2 separate regions of the Homo sapiens genome follow, and region 1 is linked to region 2. A link is an interaction called in ENCODE POLR2A ChIA-PET data of the cell type or tissue named here. Cell type or tissue: Caco-2. All regions are shown on one strand. Links, peaks and the distances in the headings refer to the core of each region. The heading gives the core; the rest is flanking DNA. Region 1 overlaps CBX1 (chromobox 1). Region 2 overlaps SKAP1 (src kinase associated phosphoprotein 1).

Region 1 (5,356 bases), core at 357-5,356, 70 kb before region 2:
AGCGAGACTCAGTCTCAAAAAAAAAAAAAAAAAAGAAAACAGAAAAAAGAAGAAATACAGATGCCTAGACCCCACTCCACAGCGAATACATGAGGAAGTGGTGTTTTTAAAGCAGTTAATTTTTTCTAATTAAAATCATATATTAACATTCAATTACAAAAATATATAACGTGGCCAGGCGCAGTGGCTCACGCCTGTAATCCCAGAACTTTGGAAGGCCAAGGCGGGCGGATCACAAGGTCAGGAGTTTGAGACCAGCCTGGCCAACATAGTGAAACCCCCATCTCTACTAAAAATACAAAAAATTACCTGGGCGTGGTGGCAGGCGCCTGTAATCCTAGCTACTTGGGAGGCAGAGGCAGAAGAATTGCTACAACCTGGGAGGTGGAGGTTACAGTGTGCCAAGATCGCGCCACTGCACTCCAGCCTGGGAGACAGTGTGAGCCTCCGTCTGAAAAAAAAAAAAAATTTATTTTTCTTGTTGCCAGGTGCGGTGGCTCACGCCTATAATCCCAGCACTTTGGGAGGTCGAGGTGGGTGGATCACGAGGTCAGGAGTTCGAGACCAGCCTGACCAACATGGTGAAACCCCATCTCTACTAAAAATACAAAAATTAGCCGGGCGTGGTGGCGCATGCCTGTAATCCCAGCTATTCAGGAGGCTGAGGCAGGAAAATCGCTTGAACCCGGGAGGCGGATGTTGCAGTGAGCCAAGATCACGCCACTGCACTCCAGCCTGGGCGACAAAGCGAGACTCCATCTCAAAATAAATAAATAAATAAATAAAAATTTCTTACTTTTGATTTTTTTAAAAAAATACTTAAAAATATGGACTGCTTCATGAATTTGTGTGTCGTCTTTGCATAGGGGCCATGCTAATCTTCTCTGTATCGTTCCAATTTTAGTACATGTGCTGCTTAAGCAAGCACCAGTTTACCATTTTATACAATGCAATGTATCTTTGACATTATTCCATAAAGATCTCCATCCCTAACAGCTGCCATAGTATTCCATTGTATGGTTTCCTTTATTATAATGAAGAATGCTGTTTTGACATTGGCAGCGAGCCAAAATCACACCACTGCACTCCAGCCTGGGCGACACAGCAAGACTGTCTCAATAAAACACAAAACAAAACAAAAAACCCCAAAACTTGTTTATAGTATCCCAAGGAATCCAGGAACAGCATAAATCTGAATCAAGAGTAATTAATTCATAGCTCAATTTTAAAAGCTGGCATCTGCATCTTTTTTTTTTTTTTTTGAGACAGAGTCTCACTCAGTCGCCCAGGCTGGAGTGCAGTGGTGTGATCTCGGCTCACTGAAAGCTCCACCTCCCAGGTTCACGCCATTCTCCTGCCTCAGCCTCCCCAGTAGCTGGGACTACATGTGCCTGCCACCACGCCCGGCTAATTTTTTTGTATTTTTAGTAGAGAGAGGGTTTCACTGTGTTAGCCAGGATGGTCTCTATCTCCTGACCTCGTGATCCGCCCATCTCGGCCTCCAACAGTGCTGGAATTACAGGCATGAGCCACCGCGCCTGGCCAGGCATCTGCATCTTTCAAAGCTCCACAGGTGATTTTGATGAACATTCTTGGATAAAAGCTACTGCTGTAAGAGGATTGGCAAAAACCATATTCCTCAAGTGAAATTACACACATTACTGCAGACATAAATCAGTTCTCGGGGCCCAGCACGGTGGCTCACGCCTGTAACCCCAGCACTTTGGGAGGCCGAGGTGGGCGGATCACCTGAGGTCAAGAGTTTGATACCAGCTTGACCTACATGGTGAGAGCCCATCCCTACTAAAAATACAAAATTAGCTGGGCGTGGTGGCACATATCTGTAATCCCAGCTACTCGGGAGGCTGAGGCAGGAGAATCACTTGAACCCGGGAGGTGGAGGTTGTAGTGGGCCGAGATCGTGTCACTGCACTCTAGCCTGGGCAACAAGAGTGAAACTCTGTCTCTAAATAAATAAATAAATGGCAAAAGGAATTTACCTTCCAAGGAGTAAAGAAAGGAAGTAAATTCTGGATACAAACAGAAAATTTTAACGAAATTTATTTGTGACTTTTTTTTTTTGAGATGGAGTCTGGCTCTGTCACCCAGGCTGGAGTGCAGTGGCATGATCTCGGCTCACTGCAACCTCCGCCTCCTGGGTTCAAGCAATTCTCCTGCCTCAGCCTTCCAGGGCGTGCACCACCACCCCTGGCTAATTTTTGTATTTTTAGTAGAGATGGAGTTTCATCATGTTGGCCAGGGTGGTCTCGATCTCGACCTCATGATCTGCCCACCTCAGCCTCCCAAAGTGCTGGGATTACAGGCACGAGTCACTGCGCCCGGCTATTTGTGACAAAAATTTTAAGATTTCTGATGACCTATGTAAGTACAAAAATCAGTTTTGGTAATCCACACAGTAAAGTTCCTTAAGAAACTTTGAAGATTGTGATTTCAACCTCAGTTTTTATTTACATGTATATATTTTTTTCTAGCCAATCACCCAATTAAATAAACAGTCTCAGAATTCATATAGCTTTTGCTGTACTCAAGACAAAAATATGGGAATCAGCTCTGATTCCTCATCCTCCATATCCAGTCTCTCACTAAATCCTGGTAATTTTATATCTTAAATATCTTCCAATTCATACTTTTTTCCAGCCCCACTGCTGCTGCTCTATTCGAAGCCACCATCATCTCTTGCAATGGGTAACTCCTGATCCAATTCATTTTCAACACTAGCCAGTGATTTCAAAATGAAAATCTATCTCTTCACATCATTATCTGTGGGCATTTGAGCTGAAGGCCCCTGCACCTACACCTATCAATCATCATTACCTTGCGCTTTGCCCAACTTTTCACTTAACCAATTTCCTTAGCTTAAATGTCACTTCCTTAGAATTCCTTCCCTAGAGCCCCAGACTGGGTTAACTCTGTATGAACATGCTCCTATTGTATTCATTCACATAACAATTATCTACTGGGCACCTATTACGTGTAAGGTGCTGGAAAAATGGGGTAGACAAGACAGACAAAATCCTTGATCTCTTAGACCTTATTATTCTAGTGCAGACAAGTGAGTGAGCACTATTGAGTGTGTGCACACATGTGTTTGCAAAGCATGGCACAGACAATAAACAAGAAAATATTACTGATAAATGTTACAAAGCAAATTTCTTTAGAATAACATTTAAACAGAAACCCGAACTACAAGGAGACAACTCAGCCAAAATAAGAAAAGCACTCCAAGGTTAGGGAATAGTTGGTTTGAAAGTCCTAAGGTGAGAATGAGCTTGCTTTATCTGAGGAAAAGAAACATGGCCAGGTGGAAAGACCTCGACTAGACTGAGGGAATGGGAGGCACGGAGAAGATGACAATTATTTTGCATATCACTTCTTACTTCATTCCTTTTTCCATCTAGTTCTTTTTACCATTCCATTTTCTTTCCCCCTCTTTTAACCCGTTTAGGTTGAAGATCTAGTCAGTTAATGGCTATCAAAGTTCATAACTGCAGATCTTCTAGCTTTTTTTTTTTTAAGATGGAATTTTACTCTTGTTGCCCAGGCAGGAATGAAGTGGTGTGATATCGGCTCACTTTAGAACTCCGCCTCTGGGGTTCAACCGATTCTCCTGCCTCAGCCTCCCAAGTAGCTGGGATTACAGGTGCCCGCCACCATGCCCTTTTTTTTTTTTTTTTTTTTTTTTTGAGACAGAGTCTCACTCTTGCCCAGGCTAGAATGCGGGGGCATGATCTTGGCTCACCGCAACTTCTGCCTCCAGGGTTCAAGTGCTTCTCCTGTCTCAGCCCCACCAAATAGCTGGAATTACAAGCACGCGCCACCATGCCCAGCTAATTTTTTGAATTTTTAGTAGAGACGGGGTTTTACCATGTTGGCCAGGCTGGTCTCAAACTCCTGACCTCAGGTGATCCACCAGCCTCAGCCTCCCAAAGTGCTGGCATTACAGGCGTGAGCCACCACACCAGGCCTAATTTTTGTATTTTTAGTAGAGAGGGGGTTTCACCATGTTGGCCAGGCTGGTCTCGAACTCCTGACCTCAGGTGATCCACTCACCTCGACCACTCAAAGTACTCAGGTTACAGGCGTGAGCCACCATGCCCAGCCAGATCTTTTTTTTTTTTTTTTTTTTTTTTGAGATGCAGTTTCACTCTTGTCACCCAGGCTGGAATACAATGGTGCCATCTTGACTCACCACAACCTTCGCCTCCCAGGTTCAAGTGATTCTCCTGCCTCAACCTCCCGAGTGGCTGGGATTACAGGCATGCGCCACCATGCCCAGCTACTTTTGTATTTTTAGTAGAGATGGGGTTTCTCCATGTTGGTCAGGCTGGTCTCGAACTCCTGACCTCGGGTAATCTGCCCGCCTCGCCCTCCCAAAGTGCTGGGATTACAGGACTGAGCCACCATGCCCGACCAGATCTTCTACCTTTTAATACTATCTATTAAAAAAAAAATAAAATTAGCGAGGCACTGTGGCTCACACCTGTAATCCCAGCAGTTTAGGAGGCCAAGGCAAGGGTTGTGGAGTGGTTAAGGCCATGAGTTTCAGACCAGCCTGGGCAACACAGCAAGACTCCATCTCTCTCTCTCTCTCTTTTTTTTTTTGAGAGGGAGTCTTGCTCTGTTGCCCAGGCTAGAGTGCAGCTATCTTGGCTCACAACCTCCACCTCCCGGGTTCAAGGGATTCTCCTGCCTCAGCCTCCTGAGTAACTGGGATTACAGGTGCCCGCCGCTGCACCTGGCTAATTTTTCTATTTTTAGTAGAGACAAGGTTTCACCATCTTTGCTAGGCTGGTCTCGAACTCCTGACCTCGTGATCCACTTACCTCAGACTCCCAAAGTGCTGAGATTGCAGGCGTGAGCCACCGCACCCAGCTGCGAGACTCTATCTCTAAAAGATTAATTAATTAATTAGGCCGGGCATGGTGGCTCAGGCCTGTAATCCCAGCACTTTGGGAGGCCGAGGTCGGCAGATCACCTGAGGTCAGGAGTTTAAGACTAGCCTGACCAACATGGAGAAACCCAGTCTCTACTAAAAATACAAAATGAGCCGGACGTGGTGGCGCATGCCTGTAATCCCAGCTACTCGGGAGGCTGAGGCAGGAGAATCGCTTGAACCCAGGAGGCAGAGGTTGCAGTGAGCCGAGATCACACCATTGCACTCCAGCCTGGGCAGCAAGAGCAAAACTCTGTCTCAAAAAAAAAAAAAAAAAAAGAAAAGAAAAGAAAAGAAAGAAACAAATTAGTTGGGCATGATGGCAGGCGCCTGTAATCCCAGCTACCCAACTACTTGGGAGGCTAAAGCAGGGAGAACTGCTTGAACCCAGGAGGCAGAGGT
Region 2 (5,375 bases), core at 278-5,277:
ACCTGAGGTCAGGAGTTCGAGAACAGCCTGACCAACATGGCAAAACCTTGACTCTAATAAAAATACAAAATTAGCTGGGCATGGGGGTGCAAGCCTGTAATCTCAGCTACTTGGGAGGCTGAGGCAGGAGAATTGCTTGAACCCGGGAGGTGGAGGTTGCAGTGAGCCAAGATCATGCTATCGCACTCCAGCCTGGGCAACGAGAGCAAAACTCTGTCTCAAAAAAAAAAAAAAAAAAAAATGCGATAAATAGCTCTCTTTCTGTGATCATTCTTGCCCAAAGGCAAGACTAAAAGATTCTCCTCTGGGCCGGTTGCGCTGGCTCACGCCTGTAATCCTAACACTTTGGGAGGCCGAGGCGGGCGGATCACGAGGTCAGGAGATCCAGACCATTCTGGCTAACACAGTGAAACCCCGTCTCTATTAAAAATACAAAAAGAAAAAAAAAAAAAGAAAAGAAATTAGCCAGGCATGGTGGCGGGTGCCTGTAGTCCCAGCTACTCGGGAGGCTGAGGCAGGAGAATGGCGTGAACCCAGGAGGCGGAGCTTGCAGTGAGCCGAGATTGTGCCACTGCACTCCAGCCTGGGCCACAGAGCGAGACTCTGTCTCAAAAAAAAAAAAAAAAAGAAAAAAGAAAAAAAAAGATTCTCCTGAGTTTGGTCCTAGGCTTCTAAGATTCAAAGTTGGATCATGCTTGGGTGACTATTAAGAAACAGCAGAGGCCGGGCGCAGTGGCTCACGCCTGTAATCCCAGCATTTTGGGAGGCCGAGGCGGGCGGATCACGAGGTCAGGAGATTGAGACCATCCTGGCTAACACGGTGAAACCGCGTCTCTACTAAAAATACAAAAAATTAGCTGGGCGAGGTGGCGGGCGCCTGTAGTCCCAGCTACTCGGGAGGCTGAGGCAAAAGAATGGCGTGAACCCCAGGGGGCGGAGCCTGCAGTGAGCCGAGATCGCGCCACTGCACTCCAGCCTGGCAACAGAGCGAGACGCCTTCTCAAAAAGAAAAAAAAAAAAAAAAGAAACAGCAGGGAGCAGCAGGAGCCTACGACTAAAGCTGCCATCCTCATTTCCCCTGCCACCTCCATCTCACCTCCCCTTCTAGATCCTCTAACCTCTGCACTCCGGACTCTGCCTTTCAGAATACTTTTATCAGATAGAGAGAGAGGGGGAAACCAGATGTATTTATGAGAACTGAAAACAAAAGAGCTGGTAATTTAAAAAAATTCTTTTTTGTTTAAACTGAATAAGTAATTAAGGCTAAAACACATTTTTGTGTGGAACTTCTTTAGCAGTTTTGCAGTGTCAGGCCCACCATATTTAGAATGGGAATGTCTGAGGTAGAAGGATTCTTAGATGCTATCCAACTCCACGCTCTCTTTTAACAGGTGAAGAAACAAGTCCACTTAAGCTGAGCTGCACACAGCTGCATCTGTGTCTCTCAGGGAAACAGATTTCCCTAGATTCCTAAACAGCAGGCCCTTCTTGTCCAACAGAGCTTCTACTGGACAAAAAGAAAAGTAAAATAGAGCTTTCTAGACACCACTTTCCGGGACTAAATTCAACTTGGGTCAGTTCTGTCCTTACAGGCGTGAGAGGCAGCTGCAGAGTGTAACGGACCCCAGCAAAAGAAGGCAGCTGAGGCTAAAGTGGGAATAAATTAGGATCTATTTGAGAGAAAATTCCAGAGATGAGGCACTACTGAACTTCTGAATAGACAGATGGCTGGGAATGGTAGTGGAATCTCGTTTTCTATCTGTTTGAATTTGTTCATTTGTGCTTCTTAGAAGCAAGGCGATGAATAGATTGGGTGGCCTTTTAAGGTTCCCTCCTGTCCAAGGACTATTATTGAATTAGGTAATATAATACAGGTGAATCAAAACTGAAATGCTCCCCAAACCAATGTTAACTGGAATGCAGCTTCATGAGGGAAAGTTCAGCTGAGCTCTTAACTTCTCATTTCCTCTTTGATATGCAGGGATTTGCAACATGGGGAAGGGAGCCAGCTGGTGTAGCTTTTTGGGAAAGAAATATGCTACTATTAATACAATGGTACAGGATGAAAATGGACTCAGAACCTTCCAGAAGAGAGGAGAAAGAAACTGATAGAAACAGGGCAGTGAGGTATTCTCATTGAATTAAACCCTGATATATTTGCTTTCTTTTCTTCTTTTTTTCTTTTTGGAGACAGAGTCTCACTCTGTCACCCAGGCAAGAGTGCAGTGGCAATCATGGCAAAAATCATGGCAGCCTTGAACTCCTGGGCTCAAGTGATTCTCCCAGCTCAGCTTCCAGAGTAGCTGAGACTACAAGCATGTACCACCACACCCAGCTATTTTTTTTTAAATTTTTTATTTTGTAGAGATGGGATCCTGCTATGTTGCCCAGGCTGGTCTTGAACTCTTGGGCTCAAGCATCCTCCTGCCTCAGCCTCCTAAAATACTGGGATCACAGGCGTAAGCCACCATGCCTGGCCTATGTTAGCTTTTAGTAACAGAGAAGGGGAAGAGGTTTTTTTTTTTTTCTTTTTAAAGATTGGATTGGTTCCCCATGTTCTTTGAGATTTCTTAAAAATACAATAGCCACTGTAACCACAGACAGCTCCATACTGCAGGACAGGTCACCGCACAACCCCTTCTAACTAGAGGAAAGGGACCCCCAGTGAGAAGCCATTAACAAAGGCAAAAGACATGCAAAACAAACAAAATAATCATGACAGAGAGAAGGCCAGCAGCCAGTCTGGCTCTGTTCTTCCCCCCTCCTGCTGCAGGCACCTCCAGACAATGTAAACAGTTAATTTGTTCACCTGCAGGCTCTGGGCAAACAGAGGCCTGGTCACACCTGAGTGGATAACTCGATTACCCCTGTAATGCCAGTGTGGTAATGTACACAAATTCTATTACACGGCAAACCTTGCTTTCGGGCATTTGAAATACCAATCAGGCCAATGTCCACTCCCTTTTTTGCTTCCAATTTATTCTTGGTGTGTATTGGAGCCACACAGAAATGGCACTAGGGTGGTACTGAGTTAAGGATCCAGGATAAATCACTAGAAGATTGTGATCTCACTCAACAAGGCCTGCAGGCCTCCTACTCTCTTGCAAACAAAGGGTTGGATTTGAATTGGGTCCATATTTAAAGGGGCCTGATTCTGTTGGAACCATAGAAAGGTGCTGTGGGTTAGACCTAGACTGTTTCCTAAGGTGCTTATGGTATATCTCAAACCAAGACAAACCTTTGCCCAAGGTAGTAAAATTCACAGAATAAAGATAAAAGATACTGACACATAAAAAAAAGAAGAAAGATAAACGATAAATGACAGATTAATAACCAACGGGTTTTCAGTTTTCCCTTATGGAATCCACATACTCAGCAATTAAAGAGCAAGTTGTGCCTATTTCAAAAATGTGTTTGTAGAGATTGATTGGCTGCATAGAGAGAGGACTTTTTAATAAGTGCTAGGGACAGAGCCTATTATTTTAGCCCACCTATAGAATATGTATGGTCTTTCTTTACCAACATGATGCTACTGATCCCCCAAACTGTAGCCCATGAGTTCTGAATCTTCTTCACATCAGTGATTGATCTGTAATAATCCATCCTTTTTTTAAAAAACCAGTTTGTTTACGGTCAACACTACTATTTGTAAGATGGTTAGCTGGAACTAGGGGTTAACTTATGACTGAGGAAGAGAATAAAGTTAGCTGGCCTGTGTGGGATTGAATTCACTCTCTTGGCCTTATCAGCAATTGCTCAAACCAATTGAGTTAACGAGCTCTGACTCCTCCCCCATACATAATTATGTTACAGTCTTGTTTATCTATAAATGAAATAAGAAGGCAGCTTACCTAGCCAGAATGTTTTCAATAGTATTACATGGTAATAAATTATGTACATAGTGATGACCTTTAAGCACAAGTCCCTGAGAAAGATTAAATTTTGATTGGCATGGTTTTGGTATAATACCAATTTTATTGCATTTTTTATTTTATTATTTTTATTATTTATTTATTTATTTATTTTTGAGATGGAGTCTTGCTCCATCGCCAGGCTGGAGTGCAGTGGCGTGATCTTAGCTCACTGCAAGCTCCGCCTCCCGGGTTCAAGCAATTCTCATGCCTCAGCCTCCCAAGTAGCTGGGACTACAGGCATGTGCTACCACACCTGGTTAATTTTCTGTAGTTTAGTAGAGACTGGGTTTCAGCATGTTGCCCAGGCTGGTCTTGAACTCCTGAGCTGAGGCAGTTCACCAGCCTCGGCCTCCCAAAGTGCTAGGATTGCAGGCGTGAGCCACCACGCCCGGCCTAGCCTTGTATTTTTAAATGTGAAAATGGTTCCTGAATCTGGATTTTCATTTAAAACTTTTCCTAACAATTATGAATAAATGGGAATTTATATTGTGAGGGAGCCATGGGAAGTGTATGACATGGAATAATTCTGTTTATGGTGACTAAATCAAGAATGAAAAAATTGACTTTCTATTTAAGCCCCACACTTTCTGTCCTTACCTTGCTCAGAATACGGATGAGGTCACCCCGTTGGAAGGACAGTTCATCTGGCTGGTCACCATGGCAATCCCATAGGCCCTGGTAGTAACTGGCATAGTCTACTGATCAAAGAGAGGAGAAATCAAAGTTAAAAGGACTCTATTTTTTCCGAGGTACCCATGTTTTTGCTGCAAATGGAAACCAGGGTTCTGATATTGCCCCTAGGAAACCTCAGATTAAGGGGAGTTGAGATGAGATACAGCCAAACACTCAGCATGAGCAAAGGACTATGGGAGAAGGAGATCATTAACTAACATTAAATATTTACAGATCACTCCTAGTAGGATGCCGTTCAACAATATGATAAATATATTTATTTATTAATAAAAGAAAATCAGGCAGGTAATTTTTCACTTGGTTTGTAAGTAAGCAGTGCAGAGGTTTCCCGCCAGACTTTCCTGATCCAGGGCAACTAACTATCTAGTTTTTCTCTTCATTATGCATTTGAAGGATCAGAGTAAATCTGTGACTTCTGCCTATTTACAAGAAAGGCTTAGTCAGCCAGCAGGCTTCTGGATCACAGCTCACTTTTCGGCCTTCTTTGTCCATAGGAACTTTGTCCTGGGAACTTCCCACCTAGGTACTATATGAGGTAATCACCAATAAATACTGAAACGAATAGCCCAGTCTTTAAGTGGAACCAAGGGGGTGTCTCATCCATTACAACTAAATTCTGGGTGGGCTGGCCCTTTTCCAGCATCTCATTTGTAGACCTTGAACATGTCTGCCAAGATTTATCTGCAAGCCCCAGGGGAACAGAAACCAAAGTGATCTGCATTAAAAATGAAAGCAACTGAAGACGACAAACCAAGCTTTAGAAGCAGC

Evidence for each region. ChIA-PET counts read pairs that join two places held together with the same protein. Peaks named below come from ENCODE experiments on the same cell type or tissue, not always from the same donor. Only the 100,000 strongest peaks of a DNase experiment are listed, where the experiment ranks them.
Region 1: POLR2A ChIA-PET joins it to region 2 with 9 read pairs; 8 of 35 experiments call an interaction of 5 or more read pairs at or near these places.

Annotation. Positions count from the first base shown.
Region 1 is chr17:48,087,857-48,093,212 of GRCh38, forward strand. The region is part of intron 1 of CBX1 (chromobox 1); the gene reads right to left. It also overlaps the pseudogene RNU6-1201P. Among named protein-coding and RNA genes, the nearest start is that of CBX1, 11 kb to the right of the region's middle. In Caco-2, for the core only: no CTCF peak of the experiment used is centred there; no DNase peak of the experiment used is centred there.
Region 2 is chr17:48,157,958-48,163,332 of GRCh38, forward strand. It overlaps SKAP1 (src kinase associated phosphoprotein 1), which reads right to left. Exons shown (of 13, transcript NM_003726.4): 11 at 4,512-4,612. Among named protein-coding and RNA genes, the nearest start is that of MIR1203, 4.1 kb to the left of the region's middle. RefSeq lists an enhancer at 2,402-2,947. In Caco-2, for the core only: no CTCF peak of the experiment used is centred there; a DNase peak (open chromatin) is centred at 2,814.